Regions from separate parts of the Homo sapiens genome. Here region 2 is linked to region 1. Evidence: read pairs that join two places in POLR2A ChIA-PET (ENCODE). Cell type or tissue: MCF 10A. All regions are shown on one strand.

What was found. ChIA-PET counts read pairs that join two places held together with the same protein. Peaks named below come from ENCODE experiments on the same cell type or tissue, not always from the same donor. Only the 100,000 strongest peaks of a DNase experiment are listed, where the experiment ranks them.
Region 2: POLR2A ChIA-PET joins it to region 1 with 6 read pairs; 3 of 35 experiments call an interaction of 5 or more read pairs at or near these places.

What each region holds. Positions count from the first base shown.
Region 1 is chr1:116,307,132-116,312,131 of GRCh38, forward strand. The region is part of intron 3 of LOC105378920 (a long non-coding RNA gene); the gene reads right to left. Among named protein-coding and RNA genes, the nearest start is that of ATP1A1, 64 kb to the right of the region's middle. In MCF 10A, no CTCF peak of the experiment used is centred here; a DNase peak (open chromatin) is centred at 2,110.
Region 2 is chr1:116,156,022-116,161,021 of GRCh38, forward strand. No RefSeq gene overlaps it. Among named protein-coding and RNA genes, the nearest start is that of MAB21L3, 47 kb to the left of the region's middle. In MCF 10A, no CTCF peak of the experiment used is centred here; no DNase peak of the experiment used is centred here.

The DNA of each region.
Region 1 (5,000 bases):
CCCTTAAATATTGCTATTACTCAAGGTCTTCTACCCAACCATCCTTTGGTCTTACTCCCTTAGTGAGCTCACTCATCATTATATATGATGATTCCCAAATGTGCCTCTCCAGCTCAGATCTCTCTCTCACTTGAATTTCAAAGCTGAGTACTAGATGTGTCTACCCGGATATCCCTCAGATGTTTTAAATCCACATGCTCAAAACTCTAATCAGTAGGCATTCCATACACTGTACTAGGTACAGGTAATGTAAAAGTGAATAAAACACAGTCCCTGTTCTCAGGGAAACAGCAATCTGATGGAGAACATTAGTTTGTCCAAAACCAACTTCTGTATTTTTGGTTCTAGATATTATTATCACCATCTGCCCAATTACACAGGACTCCTTTCCCATCCTTCCATCTAGTCAGTTGCCAAGTCTTATGCGTTCTATTTCTGTAACATCTCTCCAGCCTTCTCTTCTCTTCTCTCACTACTGCAGCTCCCTCAGATCCAACTTTCTTAATCTCTCTGGTGAACTATTGCAGCAACCTCCTAACCATGCTCTCTGCCTTCTGTCTCATCCCCATCTAATTCATCCTTCACACTGCTACCTGAGTGATCATTTTATAACTGCAAATCTGCCCACCTTACTATCATGCTTAAAACTCTTCAATGGCTCCCGTTCTTCTGGAGAATAAAACCCAGCCTCACTAGCTTGCCTTTTAAGGTTCTCTAGGATCTGATCTCAGCTTCATTTCCTATCAGTCCTCTGAGTGTTATCTCGACCTTTCAAAAGATATTTCTGATGTCAAGAATGCCCTCCCCAATCACCTGATCATCCTTCCCAGCTCTTCTTAAGTGTCTTCTCCTCTTAAATTTCCTATGATCTTCCCAAGAGGTCTAGATTATTCCTCTTTTTGGCCTACCACTATATCTTGCACGAGTCTCTTTTCATTATGGTACTTAGCACATTATATTAAATTATAATCTTTTGTTTTTCTAAATATCTCCCCCTCTGGACAGAACACTTCAATGGCAGGTACTCTGTCTTATTCATGTTGGTATCAACTGCCCTAGCCCAGTGCATGATGAAGAGTGAGCACTAAATAAATATTATCAATGTAATATTGAAGGTCTATAAAATATGGATCACATTCAACCTTCCCCCCTTTTTATGATTTTAGAATTCTCTTCCCATTTTCCATCTAAGCACCCAAGCTGAAAACATGGGTAATTCTATTAATAAAGTTTATACTCTTCCTCTTCCCCTATAGTCAATGAGTTACCCAACCAAACATTCTGCTTCTTTATTCTCTCTCCAGTGTCAACTACCCTCCATCACCACATTTAGGAAATACAGCAGCCATGTTTTCAACCTCAAAAATTGAGACATAAAATTTTTGTGTCACTTCCACATATGAGATATTCTGAGAAGCAGACAAAAGTTCAAAAACATTGGAATTCTTGAAATATTTCAACAATTTCCAGGGACAGTACTAGAGAATATTTGAAATCATAATGCCACTAAGAATTCAGGTTAGGAGGTCATTTAGCCTTGGTTTTATGGTTCTTGGGCTTCTAAGTTTCAGAACTTAAGTTATTAATCATCTAGGTTACAAAAGACAAATGCATGGACATGAATAACTAAAAATACAATATTATAAATACTAAATAAGTGAAGAGGTAATTGAGAAGAGAAATACAGAGGACATATGACCTGAGCTAGGCTTTTGTTTTTTGTTTTTTGTTTTTTTTTTGAGACAGAGTCTCACTCTGTCACCCAGGATGGAGTGCAGTGGCATGATCTCAGCTTTCTGCAACCTCCACCTCCCAGGTTCAAGTGATTCTTGTGCCTCAGCCTCCCGAGTAGCTGGGATTACAGGCATGCACCACCATACCCGGCTAATTTTTGTATTTTTAATAGAGATGGGGTTTCACCATGTTGGCCAGGCTGGTCTTGAACTTCTGACCTCAGGTGATCGGCTCGCCTCAGGCTCCCAAAGTGCTAGGATTACAGGCATAAGCCACTATGCCCAGCAATTACATGAGCTAGGCTTTCAAGGCCATTGTAATCAAGGTGTGTGCCAGCTCATGCCTGAAGCTACCCATATGGAAATATCCCAATTCCGGTCCCCACTGAGAGAGTTGGATCCTTGTCCACCAGCCAAGATTGAGTAACCAGAGAGAGCGTCTGATCCAAGGGTGTGGTTCATACTTGGGCAGCCTGAGACCTACAACTTGGACCCACATAAAAAGATAATCTGCATCAACCAGATTCCCTTCTGGAATCTGAAATTGAAAAACCAAAATGAGAGAGCTGGCAGCACAGGCAGATGCTAAAAGACTTGCCTCCAGTATTACCTTAAGGTAACGGAGGAACCAGAGAGTCCAGGGCAAGCCAAAACCATAAGTAAGCCAAAGTCATGAGTAGATAGAACGAGCTGGTCAATAGAGGAGCAAACACTCCACATAAGTGACAATAGCATGAGAAAAATAGAGACCATTCAGCCAAAACAAGAGAGGTGGAGCAGCTAGTCCCTGGATCTGCCTTGCAACTTGATATCTTGCCAGCTCTGGTCTAAATCCAGGTATAGCCTTACAGCCACTCATTGAACTTCTTTTCCAGGTGACTGTTTGAGTGCTATTCCTTGCTAGCTAAGAGCTAAAGGAAATGGATTCGACTAGGCAGAGCAGAGGGAAAGAGAAATCCAGGAGCCCAGGTTAGTATGGATGGCAGCATAAAGATGAAATTTCTCATGGACTCCTCAGGGAAGGGTAGAAAGGAAATTATTTTAAGTAGGAGACAAAAGCTACTGGAGCACCTTAAATTTGTAGGCCAAAGTGGTATTTGGTGAATGAATGAATAAATGAATGCATGTGAGTTAAAGCCAAAAAGTAAACAACTTTAAATAACAGGATTGAGACTTCAGACTTGATATCATAGGCAATAGGAAACCACAGCAGTTTGGAACAGGAAGCAGGAGCCATCAATATAGTATTTTTAAAATAATGAATTTTTTGAAAGACATTCCATTTTCCAATGCTGAAGCATGCGTTGTCCCAGCCCCACAATGATGGAGTGAGCATGTAGGAGTAATGTTTGGCCGAGAGAGGAACATGAAAGCAGCCCACTGGTAAATGGAACTGCAAATTAGAATGGCCTGAGGGAGGCTTCCGTCCAGACAGCCCAGAAGCTGAGAAAGACAGCCAAAGATATCTCGCCTAGCATGCAGCTGTGGGAAATGCTGCAACTCTTTCTGACTGTCTGGAAACAGCTATAAGACCACGTGCAAACTCAAAATCAGTTCTAAATAGGCCATTATGACAAGGGCTGTCAGCCCCCTATGGACTTCCATGTAGCACCCAGATGTCACATGTAGACATGTGACAGCTGACTCCTCATTCTCTCCACCAGGCATTTGTAGTAGCTGTCTGTTCATGGCATGTCAACTTGGACACAGATCTCAGCAACTCTTTGAATGCCTCGCCAAGATCCACTCATAGAACATTAATGAACAGTGGAGAATCTCCTGACAGTTTCATGAGGGAGAGAGAAGAAGGACTCCACAGCAAATAATTAAAGAAAAAAAAAAGACCTACTAGACATACATGTTCTGCAAATTCCTCCACTGCTGGACAGCCACCAAGTGTTTCTTTATCAACCCACAATACAGTTTAAATAAAGGCCCACTCCTCCCCCAGCACAGTTTATAGGGCCCACACTCCTTACGATGACAATTGAGGTTATAAATAAAGCACCTTGTTGTTTTTGCACACACATAGCAATAAACATAGGGCTTAATAGCTCCCAACATGGCCCCAGCTATGTCTCCTTGGCCCCATCACTTTGCTCTCTGGCCTCTGTTTCTCATTCTGTAACACAAGAGGCAGAAGTGGGTCCATTTGGGTTAATCCCATCCACCATCCAGTTCTCAATTTGGACTTTACATAGTGGAGAGTGGTTTCCACCCTAAGCAGAGGGGTTTTCCTTCTGCAAAGAACAAAATGAAAGAACTAGGGATGAAGAAGCCACTATATAACCTAGGCATTTGGGCAAGTGGGGGTGGGGAAGCTGGAGAGGAGGGAGGCGGGGCAGGGTCCCAGTGGCAGGGAGGGTGAGCTGAGCACTGGCTGCCCCTCCGCGGGATACGCAGTGATGAGGCCTGCCGAATGCAGAGCATGGAGGAGAAATGGTTTTGTCTGTGCAGCCACCCACGCTCTGACTGCAGTAAGGGTCACACCGGGCTGATGATGACTTTTTGATGGAGTGGACGCAGCACCCTGCAGGGGCCAGCAGTCTTTGGAAGAGAAGCGCTCAGCAGAAAGCACATCCAGCTCACCAGTCTGCTCTTCCCTCTTCTGCTTTCTTTCTCTCCCCACCCTCAAACCCCATCTGGGCTCACTGCAACCTCTGCCTCCCAGGTTCAAGTAATTCTCCTGCCTCAACCTCCCAAGTAGCTGGGATTACAGGTGTGTGACACCACACCCGGCTAATTTTTGTATTTTTAGTAAACATGGGGTTTCACTATGTTGGCCAGGCTGGTCTTGAACTGCTGACCTCATGATCCGCCTGCCTTGGCCTCCCAAAGTGCTGGGATTACAGGCATGAGCCACCACGCCCGGCCTTCTCCTCTCTTTTTAAAGTGTCTCTTCTGGGTGCCGTTTTCATTCTAAGCTATCTATAGCGCCTCAGTAAGGGAGAAGGGGGGAAATCCAACAACAGCCGCAGCCACGTGGCCAGCTTCTGTGGGAACACCTGTGGATGTGTGCTGTTCTGGGCAAGAACAGAACAAAGTTGCTTTTATGTCCTTCTTTCTAAAAGCCTTGTGTGCTTTAGAAGCTGGTTATTATTGCATTATTAAAGCCTCAGTGAGCCGAGGCCAAGGCGAGGGTACTCTACAGCTGTCCCAGGCGGCTTCAGCCAGTGCATACTTCTCATCCTGTGACCTAGCCTGACTCCTGGTTGTCATCCCATTACACCCCAGTGAGAGGGGAGCACTGGGGGAGGACAGAGATGC
Region 2 (5,000 bases), 150 kb before region 1:
CCTTTCTTACTCTCCCCTAAAAAATGTACTCCCAGAATTGCGCTCCTTCCAACCATTAGAATTTGTTGCTTCAAGCACAGGAGCCATACAATTGCCTTCCCTAAAAAGCATCCTCTATTGCCTCCTGCTCCCAGAAAATATGGCATAAGATGAAGTCATCTCTTGCCCTTGGCTATGATTTGCTAGTGCCAGTGTGTGAAATGTGGCTTACCCATACCTTCTACTCACCAAACACAGATTGCAAAGATCCTGCAAAGGTCTCCCTTAGCCCACTGCCCTATTCCAATACTGTCTCAGACCCAACTTCACATCTTCTGTGCTTTCTAGAATTCACTCATCTCTGTATTCCCTATGTCAGACAGATTCCCATGGGGTTAGAGTGGTAGCAAATGACTTAGCCTCCAGATGTTTCATCCAGAATTAAGCCTCTTGAAACACATTATCACTCCAACATGATGTGCTTTCAATAGGGTAAGGACTATGCTGGTGACCGCTAGGAAATAAATTTGCCCCTTGCTTGTCCAAAGTGTCCGGATGGGCTCTAGAGTTTTGGCAAAAGTTCCTTGCAGCATCTTGAGCTGTTATTCCGTTTTAAAATTAAGTCCCTTGAAAATGGCTCTTGGCCTTTAAAATCTGCTTCTTTGACAAAGACAGCATATACACAGTTTCTTGGACAGATAACCCACTGGATATTTGATGAGTGTTCACTGAACTAAAGAAGGGGGAGTTACTCAAATATAAGCAATCTTTCATCAGCACATTCCTCACTCGAGTATTCCTAGAATATCACCCCTAACCCCTCCTGACCAGCTCAATTAACCAGAACCCCAGTGGGTATGTTTCCCAGTTTCTTGGTTTCTCTTCCTTCCTTAACACATACATGATTTTTGTTTTAGTTGGTGGGATTCAGAGGAGTAGGGGGTCTCTGAGATAAACATTTTTTTAACCTTTCCTATGGTGCTGATATCAGACAAATGTTTTAATGAAGTTGCGGAGAATTGGAGAGAATAGAATGGAATACTCTGGCAACTTTCATTCTTGCCTGAGAGTCCCCTTGCCCCTCCACTCCCACCTTTCACCACTTACTTCAAACATGGTAGAATAGCTCACACTCATGGTAAGAGAGATAATCACAAAAGGAAAAGAAGCATCTGGAGAGCAGTTATCGAAGGAGTGGCGAAGACTTCTCTGCTGTGGGTGAACTGAACTCTTGATTTTGTGAAGGTTAACTGGAGCTGGAGCTGCAGAGCTGTGAGTTCCTGCTCCCACTGGAAACTTTCTCCAGTGAGGCCTGGAGCTGCTGTCCTTGGGTGAAATTGCTCGTGGGCTCACCTTCTATTCGGGGGACACAGAATTCCACTCTGTCACCATCTGGGGGCTTAAGGGCAGAGTCAGGGGAGAGTCAGTGGGAACTTCTGCTGGCAGGGGCCTTCCACTGAGGGCCTGGTCCTGTGGCATGGCTCTGCTCATTAGTACATATGAAGCCATCTCAATTCTCTAAGGCAGTTTTCCCATCTGTAAAAATGGGATCAATAATACACTTCATATGGTTGTGGTTCAGTGAACTATGTGAAATGTATTTGAAAGTACATTGTATTGAAAGTGTAGTACAAATGCTAGTTACTGTCATCACAGAGATGACACATACAAAAACATAATTTTTTTGAACTTTATATTAAAAATTAACATATAGTAAAACTGGTTTGTATGTGAACAGTTTTATGAAACATAATACATGTATAGATTTGCATAACCATCACCACAATAAAAACAGAGAAGAGTTTTGTTGCCCCATTCATTCACTGAATAACATTTATTCATGGTGTATTATTATTTTATATATTATTGTTGTATATGTTTTATATTGCTGGATTCAGTTTGCTGTGTGTGTGTGTGTTAACAACATTCAATATGAAACCTACCCTCTTAACAAATTTTAAGTATATAATACAGTATTATTAACTACAGGCACAATGTTGTATACTAGAGCTCTAGAATTTATTCACCCTGTATAACTAAAACTTTATACGCTTTGAATAGCAACTTTCTATTTCCCTTGAGGGATATTGTTTTAAAGTTTTCTTTTCTTGTACTGTGTTTGTCTGGTGTGAGGGTAATGCTGGTTTCATAAAATAAGCTGAGAAATATTCCTTTCTTTTTTCTGGGAAGATTGCTGTTATTTCTTGTTGAAACATTTGCCAGAATTCATCAGTGAGACCATCTGAACTTAGAGATTTCTTTTTCAAAGGATTTTCAACTATGAATTCAATGTCTTTAATAATTATAAAACTATTTATATTATCTATTTCATGATGGCTAGATTCTGGTAGATTGAAATTTTCAAGAACTTGGTGCATTTTTATCTAACTTGCAGGATTTGTATGTGTATAATTTTTTGTAATACTCTGTTATTATTATTTGTTTTAAATGTCTGTAGGGTCTGTAGTAATACTCCTTTCATTTCTGATACTGGTAATTTGTATCTTCTTTTTAAACTAGATGTTTACCAATTTTATTAATCTTTTCAAAGAACCATTTTTGGTTTTATTGATTTTCTCTATTGTTTTTCTATTTTTAATTTCATTGATATATATACTTATTTTGTTATGTCTTTCCTTTTGTTTACTTTGAATTTGCTCTGAATTGAATTTGATCTAGTCTTGTAAGATGGAAGCTAAAATGATTGATTAAACACCTTTCTTTTTTCCTAATATAAGCATCTATTCCTATAAATTTCCCTCTAAGAACTGCTTTAGATACATACCATAAATTTTAATATGTTATATTTTCATTTACAATCAGTTTAAAATATTTTCTAGTTTCCCTCAAGACTTCCACTATGATCAAAAAATTATTTAATAATAGTGTTTTGTCTCAAAGTGTTTTATGATTTCCCCACATGTGCTTTTAAAACCGTTAAACCTAGGAAAGTTGCAGAAATCTAATGAAGCCATTATTTTACAAACTAAATAATTTATTGAGCACGTTCTGTGTGCAAACCCCTAGGCTAAGTGCTGTTTAGGGTGTAAGGCTGCATGAGTTTTAGTTCCAGCCTTTGAGTAGTTGGAAGTCCAGGAGGGAAATCAAGATATCCATATAAACAAGTGGGGTGTATGGTGGTGGGTGAAACATGCTGTCGTGTGGTTCATGGTGCAGAGCAGCTCTGTAAGAGGGGTCTCTTCCAGCAGAGGTGCTCAAGGTCAAGGGTGTGAGGTAGGACTTTAGAATAGGTAGTATTTCCATAATGAAGGTTTTAGGGGAGGGCCTTTTCTAGTTAGTGAGAGCTTTGTCTGAAAGTGGCAGTAGCTCTTGCCCTTTGGGCACCTTTCCCTCCCAGTGCCCAGGCAAGCCTGCTGCTGCTTGGCACACTTGGCCTGCTCAATTACACACATCTTTGGAGTGAATTAATCAGTCTCACTAGACTGAGCTTTCCCAAAAGCCTTTAGAGAAACAGATATTTTTCACTGCTTTCTGGACCAGCAGAGGTGACGTTGGGAAAGGGGGACAAAAATAAAGCTAATATTGAAAGAGCATTCTACTTCCCACACATCCTGCAATTTCAGAGATAGAGTTTGTCCTTCTGCCTTGTCAGGAACAGAGCTAAGAATCAAGGATGCAAGATAATAAAGCAGCTCATTGGCAAAACCTGGAGCATGCTGCCACTTTGTGAAAGTAAATAAAATTAGCTTTAGAATTTTCCTTTGGCCTCTCTGGCCTCCAGAAACAAGAGGAATATTGGGGTCATTGAGGCCAAAGGAGAGTGGAGTGGCAAGGAGAGGAAGAGGAGGTATTTGCTTAATCTCTGACGGCACTGGCTCATTGCACAAGGGAACAGAGTGGGAAATAAGAGGTAAAATTAGCTCCCATCCCTTTGAGACACATGACAGATCAACCAACAAGAAAGAATTCTAGGGAAAGTAAGAATTGACAAGCCAGAAGTCCTTGTAACCAAGTCTTTTTCATCCTTCCTGATGATTTTGGTCATATTTTACCTTCTTCCCATTTTTCTTCAAAATTCGACTTGCAGGATTTGCTTTCAGCACCTGAGAAGAACTGACTAAAAGCAATGCTTCTGAAATTTTTGAAACTTACATTTTTGTTATTTTTTTGCACTTACATAATTTGATTTTTACTGAAGAATGATTTGTGTATATGTTGGTGACTTAACAAGAAAAAATACTTTTTAGGTCTTCTAGGAAAGATTTAATTTATAGAACACTAGAACTAGATTTAACTTTATAGAAAAGAAGATTTTTTAACGGTTACTTTCTCATGAAATTTTCTTGGACAAATTACTTGAACTCTCAAAGTCTCAGTTGTTTTTTTTTTTTTTTAAATCTGGAAAACAGAAATAATAATATCTACCTCATGGGGTTGGCGTGACACAGGAAAGATAGCAATTTAAGAGTGTTAGCTGCAACTGGGCAAATGTAGATCCCTTGATATAGATATGGCCTGCATGAATAAATCAACAACAGAATAAATTAACCTAATGCTTTATGAAATCTTACCATGGAACTTCCAAACAATGCTATGAAATCAGAACTAATCTTGGTACCTTAGTGTCTGGCCCCAAAATGAAAGGTCGATATATGACCTGTTTTCTCATGCAAGTAACTAATCTGTTCTAAAGAGGAATAATTCTAAAGCAGAAGGAAGTTTTGTGAAGAAACAGATTGTGATTTATGCAAAAACAAGACTTCCTAAGGGATTTTATATTTTTATGGTGCTTTATAGCTCATAAGTGACTTTAACCTTCCTCATCTCTTTTGGACCAAAATCACCCCCAGAAAAAAGCTGGAAAGGGGTCAATCACCTTGGTTTTACAAATGGAGAAATAAAGGCTTCAAAAGAGTAAAGAACTCATCCACAGGCCAGGTGCGGTGGCTTACACCTGTAATCCCAGCACTTTAGAAGCCTGAGGTGGGTGGGTTGCTTGAGTTCTGGAGCTCGGGACCAGCCTGGGCAACATGGTGAAACCCTGTACTTACCAAAAATAC